Linked DNA regions of Homo sapiens: region 1 is linked to region 2. A link is a contact called in ENCODE Hi-C or POLR2A ChIA-PET data. All regions are on one chromosome and are shown on one strand. The core of a region is the stretch at or near the end of the contact, and the rest is flanking DNA. Distances in the headings are between cores, read along the strand shown.

Region 1 (7,371 bases), core at 506-3,005, 300 kb before region 2:
TAGTTGGAGCTGAGTTGTCCAGTGGCAACACCTCATTCCTTTCCTTCTAAATGTTCGGACGACACCTTTCTTAGTTTCCCTTAGTTTAGTTTCTGTTGCTCATTATCAAAGACACCCATTGCCAGTCACTCTCTTTACTTAAGCCAGGAGGAATGGCAGGGTGTGGCTAAGTATGCCCAGTTTATTCTTCCCCAAATTATGAATCACAAGTCCCCATCCATCACTGGGCATTGGGCGGGTAAAGAGGCAGGAAGAGGCCAGGACTCCCGTACTGCTCTTGGAAGGAAGCTGAAGGGAAGTGCTCCTCTCCCAACAGCATGGATGTCACTTCCTCCAGGAAGCCTTCCCTGATTCCAGTCCCCAGTCTGGGCTATGTGTCCCTTCTCTGAGCTCCCTTTGTACTCTGGGCATCCCCTTTCCTGGGACTTACTACCTGGATTATAATAGCCCATCAGTATGTCTCCCTAGCTCGACTGCGATCTTCTTAAGGGTAGGGCCTGTGTTGTCATCATCGTCATCCTGAGCACACGGTTTTGCACAAAGTGGACACTCCATGTGCTTAAGGAGCACGTTGCTGGCTGCGGATAGAGGGGAAAATGCAGTCTCAGCCTTGTGGTTTGACTTATGGTGGAAACGTCAATTGCATAAAATGATAAGAAAGGATGATCTAGATGCAATATCCTGGGACTCATCTGGGCCAAGTGCCTTTATGACAGGCTTGGGGATGGGGTCAAGATGTACCTTGAGTTCTTTACCAAGATTCAGAGACAGGCCTAAGACAGCTCTTTTTATCTGAGAAGTGGTATATAATTGCTGGATCTGGGGTCATACTGCCTGGGTTGAAATCCCAGCACACACCAGCTGTGTGACTTTGGACAAACTGCTTAACCTTTGTGTCTTTGTTTCGTCATTTATAAAATGAGGAGATTATATAGTACCCCCACTTCATAGGTTGCTATAAGGTTGAAGTAAGTTAATATGTATGAAGTACTCAGAACAATGCATAGTCCAAAGCCAGTACTCAATAGATGTTAATTATTCCATCTACTCATTCACAGAGTCAGCCAGGATTATCACTGTCATTTCAGAGTTTACCTGAATCCAGTACAAACATTCTGTAACTCTGAAAACAATGCATATAAACTAAGCCTGCATTCATTTACTCCTTTGTTTACTCATTTATTCATCCAATTGTTCTTTCAAAAAAAAAATAGATTCTTAACTCTCTAGGCCCTTTTTCTCATCTGGAAAAGGCGCACAATAATTCCCCCAGCCTGGGGTTGTTGCCAGTTACCTGAGATATGTATGTAAACTGCTCAGCTCATGATGTGACAAACAGCTAATGCTCACCATCATCTTTGCCTCTTTGGGTTCACTGGGCAATTTGCAACAAGGTTTCTGGTCATTAACACAAAATCCCCACATTTCTCTTATAGTGGGATCCACCAGGTGGCAGCATGGATTTAGACATGGGATGAAACGGTCTCCCCTTTCTAGTCCTCTCACATCCAGGGCTGACATTTATTAGCCTGTTCATTATAACCTAGGGAAAAATCCAATTTAGAAACCTTTTGGGAGGAGGAGACACTACAGCCATTGAAGGCTTTCATTGCAAAAATAAACAGGCACAGCACCTGGCCTTTCCCAGAGGCCTGCAGGTGGCTGTCTGCTGAGAGCCACATCTTACTCACCCAGGGAAAATCTGCTCTTTGTAGAACTGGTTTCAAGATGAAAAGTTCAGTTCACATGAACAAGAGAAGCTGGGCTGAACTCATTGACTCTTACTATGTGTATTGGTCTGCTTGGGCTGCTGTAACCAAATGCCACAGACTGGGTGGCTTAAAAAACAGACATTCATTTCTCACTGTTCTGGAAGCCGGGAAGTCCAAGATTAACCTGCTGGCTGATTTGGTTCCTGTTGAGGACTCTTTCTGGCTTGGAGATGGCTACCTTCTTCATGAGTCCTCATATGGCAAAGAGAGAGCTCTGGTGTCTCTTTCTCTTCTTATAAGGGCACTAATCCCATGATGAAGGCCCCACCCTCATGACCTCATTTAAACATAATTCTCTGTCTAAGGTTTCTGTCTCCAAATCCCATCACTTTGGGGGTTAGGGCTTCAATATATGAATTTAGCGGGGGACACAATTCAGTTCATAGCATTATCTACAATGTATTTCTAGTTTTTGTGTACTCTTCTGTTTGTCTACCTAGTTCCTATTATTCAGACATATATCTATTTATATAGACTATTGTTTATCTTTTTATTGTCTGTCGTTATTACTAGCCATTAATGTTGGGATGATCTTAGCACTGTCCAATAGAACTTTCTGAAATGGCAGAAATGTTCTATATCAGTGCCATTTACTATGGTGACCATCAGACACATGTAGCTATTGAGTTTTTAACATGTGGCTAGTGCAACTGGGAAAGTGAATTTTAAACTTTATTTCACTTTAGTTATTTAAATTTAACTTGAAATAGGCACGTGGCTATTGGTAACTACCATAGTGGACAGCTCAGATCTGAATAGAAGAATATATCTGCAGTTTCCCCTCTTAATTGATTAGATTGTGTTGAGTCTGGGAAGAGGTAATATTTGGGATTTCATGCAGGCTTGATTTCCAGAGTTAACTGTTGTGGGGGCAGGCAAAATGGCACATCTTTATAAATGAAGAAATAGGCTCAGGGAAATGAAGTCACTGCTGAAGCTGACACAGGGGGTCAATGGCTGAGCCTATTCCCTCCCTGCAAGGCTCCAGCTGGCAGCTTCTTCTTCTGTGCAGTCCTCCAGGAATCCAGGTCCCTTCTTCTCTCTCTTGGAGGTGACTTAGGAAGAGTCACTGGACAATCAGAATAGGCCCACTTGTCCAGTGTGTGGCATGTGAGTATGCGTGTTTGGGTGTATGCATGCGTGTATATGAGCAGGCTCTTGGCAGAGATTGTGTAACCTGCTACACAGAAACAAGGATGATGTGCAAATATGAATTGTCCACTGCGCCCTCCCCAATCCAGTCCATAATAACTGTTTATTTTAGGTGCATTTCAGGGACTGATGTCATTTTATAGTCTGTTTAATGCAACCATTCTAACGGGCCCGTTAGAGCACTGGAAAAGATGTGGTGGTGTCTGAGCACAGGAGAGTCCAGTCAGGGGGTTAGAGACACCCTTGGAGCTTCTCCCAAGCCCTGCCAGCTAGCAATTGCCAGCTACTGAGGAATTGCCAAGTGCCAGGCCCTGGGCTCAGCACCCTACATACAGCATCTCATCAATATTTACATCCCAACACATGAGGAAAATGGCCCCAGCCCCCATTTTATAGAGGCATCGAGAGGCATCTAGCTAGGATGTGGCTGAGCCACTCCAAAGCCTGAAGTCTTAAACTCTTAGCTCTTTTCTTCAGTGACTGGCTTCAAACTATTATATTTTCCCTGTTGTCCTTTAGCCCACAGCAGCCAGCTGATATGGAGAATGTTTGTGTGGGCAAACGTCTTAATTGCCAAGGGTATGGACTCCAGAGTGGGGACGGGCAAGTTCCCTCCTGATTTCATCACATGCAAATCATGCACATGCATCACTTTAACGACACTGTCCTTGAGCTGGTACAGGAGGAGACTTATGGATTTTCCCCAAATATAATCTTATTTTCCATGAGCTTACCATATGATTCTAGGAGTGAGTTCCATGTCATTTTTTTTTTTTTTTTTTGATAGAGTCTTGCTCCGTGGCCCAGACTACAGTGCAGTGATGCTATCATAGCTCACTGTAGCCTCAGACTCCTGGGCTCAAGTGATCCTCCCTTCTGAATAGCCAGGACTACAGCCACATACCACCATGCCTGGCTGTTGCAATTATTTTTTTTTTTATAGAGACAGGATCTCACTATGCTGCCCAGGTTGGTCTTGAACTACTGGCCTCAAGTGATCCTCCTGGCTTGGCCTCCCAAAGTGTTGGGATTACAGGTGTGAGCCACCATGCCCAGCCAGAATTCCATGCCACTCTTACAGAGCTGACCGTTCTTGCTGCCAGATCTTTAACCCACCAAGCCCAGATCTTTTCCAGGGTTGCTGGGACCAGGGTATTATACTCCTGGTGAGCTGGTTACTCAGAATGATTCCTAGGCATGATGAGGCTGTAACCAAAAGAGCATGTGGAATCTGCAGCACAGCTCCAGCTGGTTCCAGCTTGTCTCATCATGGCCGGATGATGAAGGGCTCTTCCTTTCACAGCACCATTCATCTCTCCCTAGGTGTCCTGAGCCCACTGTGCTGGAGGCTGTTGAAAAGGGAGGTTGTCCATAGCAGATGAGTCGGATGAGGCTGAGTAGAGGAGTCACTCCTTCTGGGTGATCAATGGGTGATGCATTGGCTGTGGTGAGAAAGTGAGTTCTAGTCCTGCTTAATCTCTGACGAGGGGAGCAACATTGTGTACAAGTATTCAAACAGAGGCTCCATAAATAACAATAATTCATCATACTTGTTGAGTGCCATGCAGTTGTGAATGGTGCACTCTCTCCTTCCCCTTCTACAGTCACCTCATTGACTGCACATTTCACAGATAAGGCTCAGAGAGGGGACATGAATTGCCCAAAGTAACACAGCTAGAATGTAGTAAAGGCAAGGTTCTAAACCTAGGTCTGGATGATGTCAAATCCCAAGATTGGGATCCCTTTAAAGTGTAATAACAGTGGTCATGACATAGATTCGGAGCTACAGTAAAACCTTATCAGGCCCCAAACTGAAAAGATTTTAGTGCCCTCTTTTCCTATATGTAATTAAAAATGAAAACAATCCTAAACTATAAAGTATTAAAAAAGCACAACAAACTTGTAACCCCCCAGCCCCCATCCCAGGGTAACTATAGTGCCTTTTTCTTTTTCTCTATTAAATTGCATTCAAAAGCTCTCTTTTCCTGATCTTCTCCTCTCTCTGCTCCACTTCCTCTCATTTTGACTGTCTGCTTTTCCGAAGCTCTAGTCCTGCTTAATCTCTGACGAGGGGAGTAACATTGTGTACAGAGGTCATGAGGTTTATCCTGTGATGACTGGAGTGTGAAGGACAGAATCTTCACTAGATTCCCTTTCAACTCAGAGTCTGGGATTCTATCACTTCAAAAACAGCAAGATATATCACTTCATCATGTGGCAATGTCTAATATTCTGAGAATATTGTAAACACTTGTTAAAATCTCTTCCTTATGAGGAATGGAGAAAGAAGTATTAAGGGAAAAGACAAACTGTGAACACAAATATCTGCTTACACCTTGGAAGGCGAATTACCAGTGAGACAATGTGCTTTATTTCATATGCAAATGTGGCAAGAAAAACCCAACACAATGCCAACTAAGCTACACAGACTAAGGCAGCAAAGAATGGTATCACTGCAAAGCGCTACTTGGTTCGCCTATTTAGATTTGCTCCACAGAGCACTATATTTGAGAGGATGGATAAAAACCAAAACCCATACATTAATAATCTGGTACATTCTGAATGGCATTTTATTGATATGAGCAATTCAAAATGAGAGTGTTCAGTGTACTGTGGCTTCATTCATAAAGTACATGGTTCCTGAATTTTCATTTGGATTGCATGTATAGTTCGCAAATTGGTTATTTCTTCTTTACACTTGGGTTCCTGATTTCATTTGGTGGTGACAGCTCTGAAATTTGGGTTTGTAACGCTTGTTGCTTCTTCGCATTGGCAATTTTCTCTCTTCCCCCTGGGGATACTGTGGACATCTTACTAATTGGTTAAAGATAATTGGGAAGGAAAGCTGTGTCACATAATTGGAAGATGCAACAGTAGAGCCTGTCCTTTTCTAGACTTAAACGCTTCCAGAAAGAAGATGTCAGTTTTCATTTGGCTTTTATGAGGAAGAAATGGCACTGAATGAATGGTGAGCCCTTAATAGGTTGGGCTTTGTGTCTCAAGGATCAATCTTCCTTGACTGTGAGCTTTGTGAGGGGCAGGAGCTGTGTCCCATTCACTGAGTCCCTGTCTCCTGGCACAGTGTCTGAAACACAGCAGGTGCTCAGGAAACATCTCCTCAACCTATGAAGGACTGAAGGGATGGCTATGGGGAAGGTTCTATCAGTGCTTCTAGATAGTTCCAGTTTCCAGTTAAATGAAAGATTAATGATTAACAGGATAAAAACCAGCTTTTTTTTTAGAAGGAAGATGGCAGATAGAAGGCAGGACTAACTTGCAGCTCCAGCTTCGACAAATAGAGCAGCATGTGGAGACTCACATCATTAACTTTTGCTCCAGAACTACTGCAGGAATATACCAGGAATGCTGAGCGAATCCATAGACGCTCTGAAGGAAGTGGATTGCTCCTGCAGGGCCTGGGAGGCAGCCCAAATACTGTGAGTGCCCAAGCTGTGACAGTGGGAAAGGGGAATCATCCGCCCCCAAACACACACCCTCACTGGGGAACCTGAAGGTCTAGATCACAGGAGAAGGACTGAACCTTACCTGGAGCTGAGTTAATTGAGAGAGCTGAGTGAAATACAGGGGTAGAGGAAGCAGCAGGAAAAGCCCTGTGGGCTCTCTGGGTCCCTAAGGAAGCCATTTCTGACTTGTCTCACAGGGGTCCTTAGGGAGGGCTGCCAGAGGAACTGGGAAAAGACCACAGACAGAAGGAAACCTCCAGGTGAACTCTGTAACAATTCCAACCAAACACGAGGTCTCCTGGCCAGAACTCGAAAGAGGGCATGAATCTGGTGTGTAGACTCCAGAGGTGGCGAGGCATGAAAGCCCTTCTTGTTTTCTCAGCTGGGAGGCTGGTAGCCTGGAGCAAGTTCTCAGCCTTGCTCATCCACTGCCTGGAAACAAGTTCGGTGCTGCTGGGGGAGTGCACAGTGGGAGTGAGACTGGCCTTTTGGGTTGCGTAGGAGCTGGGTGAGGCCTGTAACTGCTGGCTTTCCCCCACTTCCCTGACAACCTGCCTGACACAGCAGAGGGAGCCATAATCCTCCTGGGAGCATAACTCCATTGACATAGGAATCACACCTCCATCCCCCACAGTAGTGGCAGCAAGCCCCACCCAAGGAGAGTCTGAGCTCAGACATACCTAGCCTTGCCCTTACCTGATGGTCCTTTCCTACCCGCCCTGGTAGCAGAAGAGAAAGGGCATATTCTTTTAGGAGTTCTAGGGCCCTGCCCACTGCTTGATCCTCCCTCTACTACCACAGCTGATGCTGTCTTGAAAACGCCACTTCCTGGGAGGAGGCCAACCAGCACAAAACTAGTGCATTAAACCACCAAAGCTAAGAACCCTCACAGAGTCCATTTCACCCCCTCTGCCACCTCCACTGGAACAGGTGCTGGTATCCACAATGGAGAGACCTGAAGATGGTTCACATCACAGGATTCT
Region 2 (6,644 bases), core at 3,713-6,212:
TGAGAGTGGACTAATACACAAGGCAAAGAGGGCCTTTTGCATTTTACTGCATCTACCTGAGTATTGCTTGAATTTAATAAAATATATATTACTTTCATAATTTTTTAAAATCCAATGAAGATTGAAGATAGGCCTATATTTATCTGGGCCTCACACTGGAACTATGACAGCAAACTGTGGGAAAACTCTTCCCTTTTCAGAATGAAAATCGTTGGCTGGGCTTGGCTGCTAATGTAGGAAGAAGCAGGAAATGCAGATGGTAGAACTCCACCAAAACATCTGCTTATGGCTTGTAAAGACACAGACGGGGGATGGGGGAAGAAGGGAAGATCTTGAGGCTGTTATCCACAGATGAGAAAACGAAAGCCCTGAAAAGTGAAATGATTTGGTAACAGCCAGGGGTGACCTCAGTCTCCTGAATGCAACCAATGCAATTTTCCCTCACCCAGGCTGTTTTCCCTAGACCTTAAACCAAAGTAGTGTCTGCTGGTAGCTTTCAGAATGAGAAAATGGGCCAGGAATGATAGTTCATGCCTATAATCCCAGCACTTTGGGAGGCCGAGACTGGCAGATTACTTGAGGTTAGGAGTTCGAGACCAGACTGGCCAACATGGTGAAACCCCATCTCTACTAAAAATACAAAAATTAGCCAGGTGCAGTGGTGCGTGCCTGTAGTCCCAGCTACTTGGGAGGCTGAGGCAGGAGAATTGCTTGAACCTGGGACGTGGAGATTGCAGTGAGCCGAGACTGTGCCACTGCACTCCAGCCTGGACAACAGAATCAGACTCCATCTCAAAAAAATAAAATAAAATAAAGAGAGAGAGAATGAGAAAATGAACTAGAGGTACCTGATACTTTTTATTTTACTAAAGAAATCCTTGAGGGATCTTCAATATCATCTGTAAGCTCACGGGCCTTAAAAGAGAAATTGTTCTGCACAAACACGTCCATAAAGCAGAAGTGGGAATACTTCTCTCTCATTTTATTTTATTTTATTTATCTTTTATTTTTGAGACAGAGTCTTGCTATGTCACCCAGGCTGGAGTGCAGTGGCACAATCCCGACTCACTGCAACCTCCACCTCCTGGGTTCCAACAATTCTCATGCTTCAGCCTCCCAAGTAGCTGGGACTATAGGTGTGCACCACCATACCTGGCTAATTTTTGTATTTTTAGTAGAGACGGGGTTTCATCACATTAACCAGGATGGTCTCGAACTCCTGACCTCAAGTGATCCACCCTCCTTGGGCTCCCAAAGTGTTGGGATTACAGGATTGAGCCACCGCATCTGGCCCCTATTATTTTATAGACCAGCACTACCCTTCTAACAAAACCAGACACCTTTTAGCAAAACAAAACTACAGACCAATACCCCTCATGAACATGAAACTAAAAATTCCTAACAATGGCCTGGCCGTTGTTAGAAATTTCTTTTGAGATGGAGTCTTGCTCTTGTCACCCAGGCTGGAGTGCAGTGGCATGATCTCAGCTCACTGCAACCTCTGCCTCCCAGGTGCAAGCGATTCTCCTGCCTCAGCCTCCTGAGTGGCTGGGATTACAGGCACCCACCACCATACCCAGCTAATTTTTTTGTGTTTTTAGTAGAGACAGGGTTTCACCATGTTGGCCAGGCTGGTTTCGAACTTCTGACATTAGGTGATCCTCCTGCCTTGGCCTCCCAAAGTGCTGGGATTACAGGCATGAGCCACCACATCTGGCCAGGAATTTCTTTAGTTTGTAAAAAGTTGTCTTTTTACAAACTAAAGATAAACCCTGTGATCATCTCAATAGACAAAGAGAAAGCATTTGCCAAAATCTGATAACCAGTCATGATAAAAATTCACAGCAAATTTGCTAGAGAAGGGAATTTCCTCAGCCTGATAAAGGGCCTCTGTGAAACAAAATCAAAACTATAGCCAACATCATACTCTAGAGAAAGACTGATATTTCCCTCCAATGCCAGGATCAAGGCAAGGATGTCCACTCTCCCTATTTCTATTCAGCAAAGTACTAGAAGTTCTAGCCAGTGCAATAAGGCAAGAAAAATAAATAAAAGCCTTACAGATTTGAAAGAATGAAAAGTGTCTTTATTCACAGATAACATTATTTCCTATTTAGAAAAATCTCAAAGATTCTATAAAAAGCTACTAGAACTAAAATGAGTTTAGGAGGGTCATATGATATAAGGTTTTTAAAATTATATTTCCATACACTAACAAAGAAATTTTTCTATTACTATATGCCAAAGCACTGAAAAACATGAAAAATGTATGTACAAATTTGTATGTGGAAAACTATAAAACATTGATGAGAGAAAAGAAAGAATACCTAAGTAAATGGAGAGAGATATGTTCACGGATTAAAAAAAAAAACACTGTTAAGATAGAGATCTCTAAATGGTCTAGATTCAAAGAAATTCCAACCAAAAATCCAGCAGGCTTTTTAAATAGAAATTAACAAGAAGATACTAAAATCTGTATAGAAAGCATAAGACCTAGAATAGCCAAAAAGATTTTTTAAAAGAATAAAGAATACTCACACTATCTGACTTCAAGACTTACTACAGAACTAAAGCAGTGAAACTCAATCACGGTCAATTTTACTCCCTAGGGGGACATTTAGCAATGTCTGGAAACATTTTTGGTTGTCACAACTAAGAGTGAGGGGAGTTACTGACATCTACCAGGCAGTCAGAAATATTGCTAAACTTCTAATGCACAGGACAGGCAACCACAACAAAGAACCGTTGAACCCAAAATGTTAATAGTGCTGACGTTAAGAAACCCTGAACTAGAGAAATCAAGACAGTGTTGTACTGGCATATGGAGAGAAGTACAATAGAACAGACTAGAAATAAACCCAGACATATATGGTGCCAAGATAAGTCAATGGACCAAGGATAGTCTTTTCAATAAGTGGTGCTAGAACAATTAAATATCCATATAAAAAAATTAACCTTGATTCTTACTTTGCACCATACACAAACATGAAATGGATCACAGACCTAAAAGTAAAAATAAAAATACAAAACTTCTAGAAGAAATCATAGATATTTGTGACCTTGGCACACATTAGGCAATTTCTATGCTAGGACACAAAAAGCACAAATCTTAAATTGAAAAGTTGATAGAGTTAATCTAAATTTAAAACTTCTCTCCTTTTAAAAAAAAAAAACAAAAAACAAAAAAAACGCTGTTAATAAAATGAAAAGACAAGCCACAGACCGGGAGAACACAGTTGCAAAACACCTATCTGATAAAAAGACTTGTATCCAGACTATATAAAGAAAAGCTCAAAACTCAGTAAAAAGAAAACAATCCAATTTTTAAATGGGCAAAATAACTTAACAGACTTCAAAGTAGAGATATAGATGGCAAGTAAGAACATGAAAAGATATGCAACAATAAAATTATTAGTGATTAGAGAAATGTAAACTAAAATGAATGAGATACCACTAAACAGCTATTAGAATGGCTGACATCTAAATTAAAAGGAAAAACAAAGCTGACAATACCAAATGCCAGTGAGGATACAGAGGAACAACTAGAACTCTCATACATTGCTAATGAGAATGCAAAACTGTACAGCTACTTTGAAAAACAGTTTGGCAGTTTCTTATAAGATGAAATACGTCCCTAACACATGACCAAGCAATCCCACCCCTAGGCATTTACCCAAAAGGAATGAAAACTGCCCACAGAAAGACTTCCATGTCATAAACTGGAAACAACCCACATGTCCATCAACTGCTGAATGCATAAGCAAACTGTGGTGCAATGGAATACTATTCTGCAATAAAAAGAACAGAATTAGTGATCGATGCAATGACACAGATGATTTTCAAGAGCATTATGCTAAGTGAAAGAAGCCAAATGCAAAATGTTATATACAGTACAATTCCATTTCTACGACCTTCTGGGAAAGGCAAAACTACAGGGATGGAAAATACATGGGTAGTTTCCAGGGACTGGGTGTGTTGGGGGAGTGGATTAACTGCAAGGGGCAGGAGGGAACTTTTTGAGGTGACAGAAATGTTCTGTATCTGGATTGTGGTGGTGGACGCATGATTGCACACTTTTGTCAAAACTCATCATGCAGCACACCTACAAAGGATGAATTTCACTGTATGTAAATTACACCTTAATAAACTTGACTTTAAAAAAAGAAGAAAAAGATGGTGGCTGATGAGTGTGTTCTCTTTGTACTGCATGACATTTTAGAAATCTGAACTAATTGGTGATATTTGAAAACAAAAAGATTCTAAATAAAGATCTGCCTTTTCTTGAGAAGTCAGAACTATGGCACCCTGAGCCTCGGTCCCATGCAGGCTGCCACTAAGCAGTAGCTGCCTCTTTGAGCAACGCAGGCACTTGCTGTCCTGCCACATCCCCCAACCTGACCCAATTCATGGAAGTACTTTACCCACCTGCCACCACACCTGCCCGAGTGAGAGTTTCTTGTCCTGGACCACGGGCTGCCTGAGAGCAGGGTCCAGGCCTAGCCTGTTCTCACTATACCCCCAGCATCTAGTGGAGGGCCTGACACATGCTGGGTGCTTGATAAACACTGCTGAATTAATATGACTCAGTTGCCACCTTCCTGCCAGCTCCTAAAACTGACATTTACAACACCCAGATTGCTAACTGCTCCTTTGGTCCTGAAGTCCCCAAAGAGAGTCACCATCCATGGCTGCCATCCCGTGACCCAGAATAATGTGTCCCTCTGTGTGTTTAGAAATCCCCTCTAATATGTTGTCAAGCAACGAAAATGTTTTAAGGTCATTCCAACTATTCATTTTTGTCTGGGGAAGAGTGGAGTTTTTGTTTGTCTTTAAAAAAAAAAAAAGAAAGAAAGAAAACCACAATATGGGCTTGAAGGTTAATGAAAATAAAAAGGGAAGTGTGCACATTCATTTTGAATATTCTCAGATCATATTCCAGTAATTTGAGACTTGAGCTAAGTAAGCTTCTGAGAGATTCTCTGGTCGTCATCAGAATTTCAGGATCCTGAAGTTTCCATGGTGGTGGTCAGTTTGACGGAAGGATGTGGGTCAGCAAAGGGATATCTAACTTATTTTATGCCAGTGTTAAAAGTACAGTAACACTGTACTTTTCCAAGTACAAGTAACACTGTACTTTTAATATTTAATACACTTTCTTCTTTTCCTACCTCCTTATTTTATTTTCTCTGTCTCTTGCTTGTCCCCCTTCTCCCTGAACCCCCAAATGCTGCAGTATCCCAGCCCCTCAGAGCCCTTCAGTCCCCCGAGGAGGGCCAGGGGAAGTCCCAGGGCAGGGAGAGGGTGCCAGGGACTCCTCCCTACAGTGCCCTGTGCTCTGGCCCCAAGATCATTTTCTTTACTTTGTGGGGATGGGAAGGATGAGATGGGAGGCAAGATTTGGGACATCTTGTAAGAATCTTTGAAGTACTAATCATACTCAGAGTAAAAAGTCAAAATATATTTTATTGGGCCATCTACATTTGGGGGAAAAACACCAAATCAAACACTCTGGTCATATGTCTTTCATGTTTAAAAATGAGAAAGTGTGAACACATATAATTAGACCTCATCTTAACCCTCCCTTGGCCCACCTCCCCCATGACTCTGCTTTTCTCTAGAGAAAAAACTTCATAAGAATTGTCTTATGTGTTGCCTCCAATGCCTCTTTTTCCTTTCTCTCTTGAACCATCTGCAGTTAGAGTTTTATCCCCATCACTCTCAGAGCCACTAACCACCTTCACACCTCCAAACTCAACGTGCATTGCTAGTGCCTATCTAACTCCACTCTCAGCAGCATCTGTCCAAGCCAATCACGCCCTCCTCCTTGATTGCTTTCTTCTCTTAGCACCCAGGACACCATATACACTTTCTTCTCTTCCTACTGCCTCATTGTTTTCTTCTCTATCTCTTGCTGGTCCCCTTCACCCTGAACCCCTGAATGCTGCAGTAATCCCAGGCTCCTTGCTCAGATCTCCCTCTCTCTTCTCCATACTCACTTTCTAGGTTTCTTATTCGCTTCCATGCTGATGGCTCCAAAATGTATGCCTTAGGACCTGTTATCGCCCTAGAATTCCAGACTACTTTGTTCAACTGGCAACCTGACATCTCCACTTGAATAAACATTTCAAGCTTTACATACCCCCAAATGAACTCTTATTTTCTTACCCCAAACCTGAACTGCTGTCTCAATTAATGGCAACTTCATCTTCCCAGTTGCTTGAGCCAAAGACCTTGGAGCCGTATCAATTCCTCTCTTTCTCTCCTACCCTTTTAATCCACCAGATAATTCTACTAGCTCTATCTTCAAGAGACATCCAAAATCTAACCACTTCTGCTACCACCCTCTCTAAGCCATCTTCATCTGCAGATTGATTTCAATAACAGCTTCCTTCCTGATCTCCTGGCTTCCATACTTGACCTTACAGACTTTTCTCTCCACAACAACCAAGGTGATTCTTTTAAAACTTAAGTCAGATTATGTCACCTCTTGTTTGGATGCTCCAATGGCTGACCATCTCACTCCAACTAAAGTACCCAGTCATCACCATGGCCAGTAAGTCCTATAGGATCCAGCCCCATCTCTCTCTTCAACATCATTTCTCACTACTCTCCCTTTGCTCATTCAATTCTACATTGGCATTCCT

Evidence for each region. Hi-C counts contacts between places; a loop is a spot of excess contacts on that map. ChIA-PET counts read pairs that join two places held with the same protein, here RNA polymerase II (POLR2A). Pooled maps may share reads with other maps.
Region 1: a loop to region 2 is called in a pooled map, with 2.6 times the contacts of the local background. The contact joins two enhancer-like sites. A Hi-C loop is called at or near these places in 6 of 168 maps with a recorded cell type or tissue (adrenal gland, chondrocyte, endodermal cell and 3 more), 1 of 37 single-sample maps with no recorded cell type and 5 of 50 pooled maps. POLR2A ChIA-PET finds 5 or more read pairs at or near these places in 3 of 52 experiments (AG04449, SK-N-SH and WTC11).

What each region holds. Positions count from the first base shown.
Region 1 is chr11:33,682,160-33,689,530 of GRCh38, reverse strand. No RefSeq gene overlaps it. Among named protein-coding and RNA genes, the nearest start is that of C11orf91, 15 kb to the left of the region's middle. Within about 2 kb of position 1,755, at least 3 of the 41 ENCODE cell types and tissues checked have a DNase peak (open chromatin) inside an H3K27ac peak, as active enhancers do.
Region 2 is chr11:33,381,474-33,388,117 of GRCh38, reverse strand. The region is part of intron 1 of KIAA1549L (KIAA1549 like); the gene reads right to left. Among named protein-coding and RNA genes, the nearest start is that of KIAA1549L, 8.7 kb to the right of the region's middle. Within about 2 kb of position 4,962, at least 2 of the 41 ENCODE cell types and tissues checked have a DNase peak (open chromatin) inside an H3K27ac peak, as active enhancers do.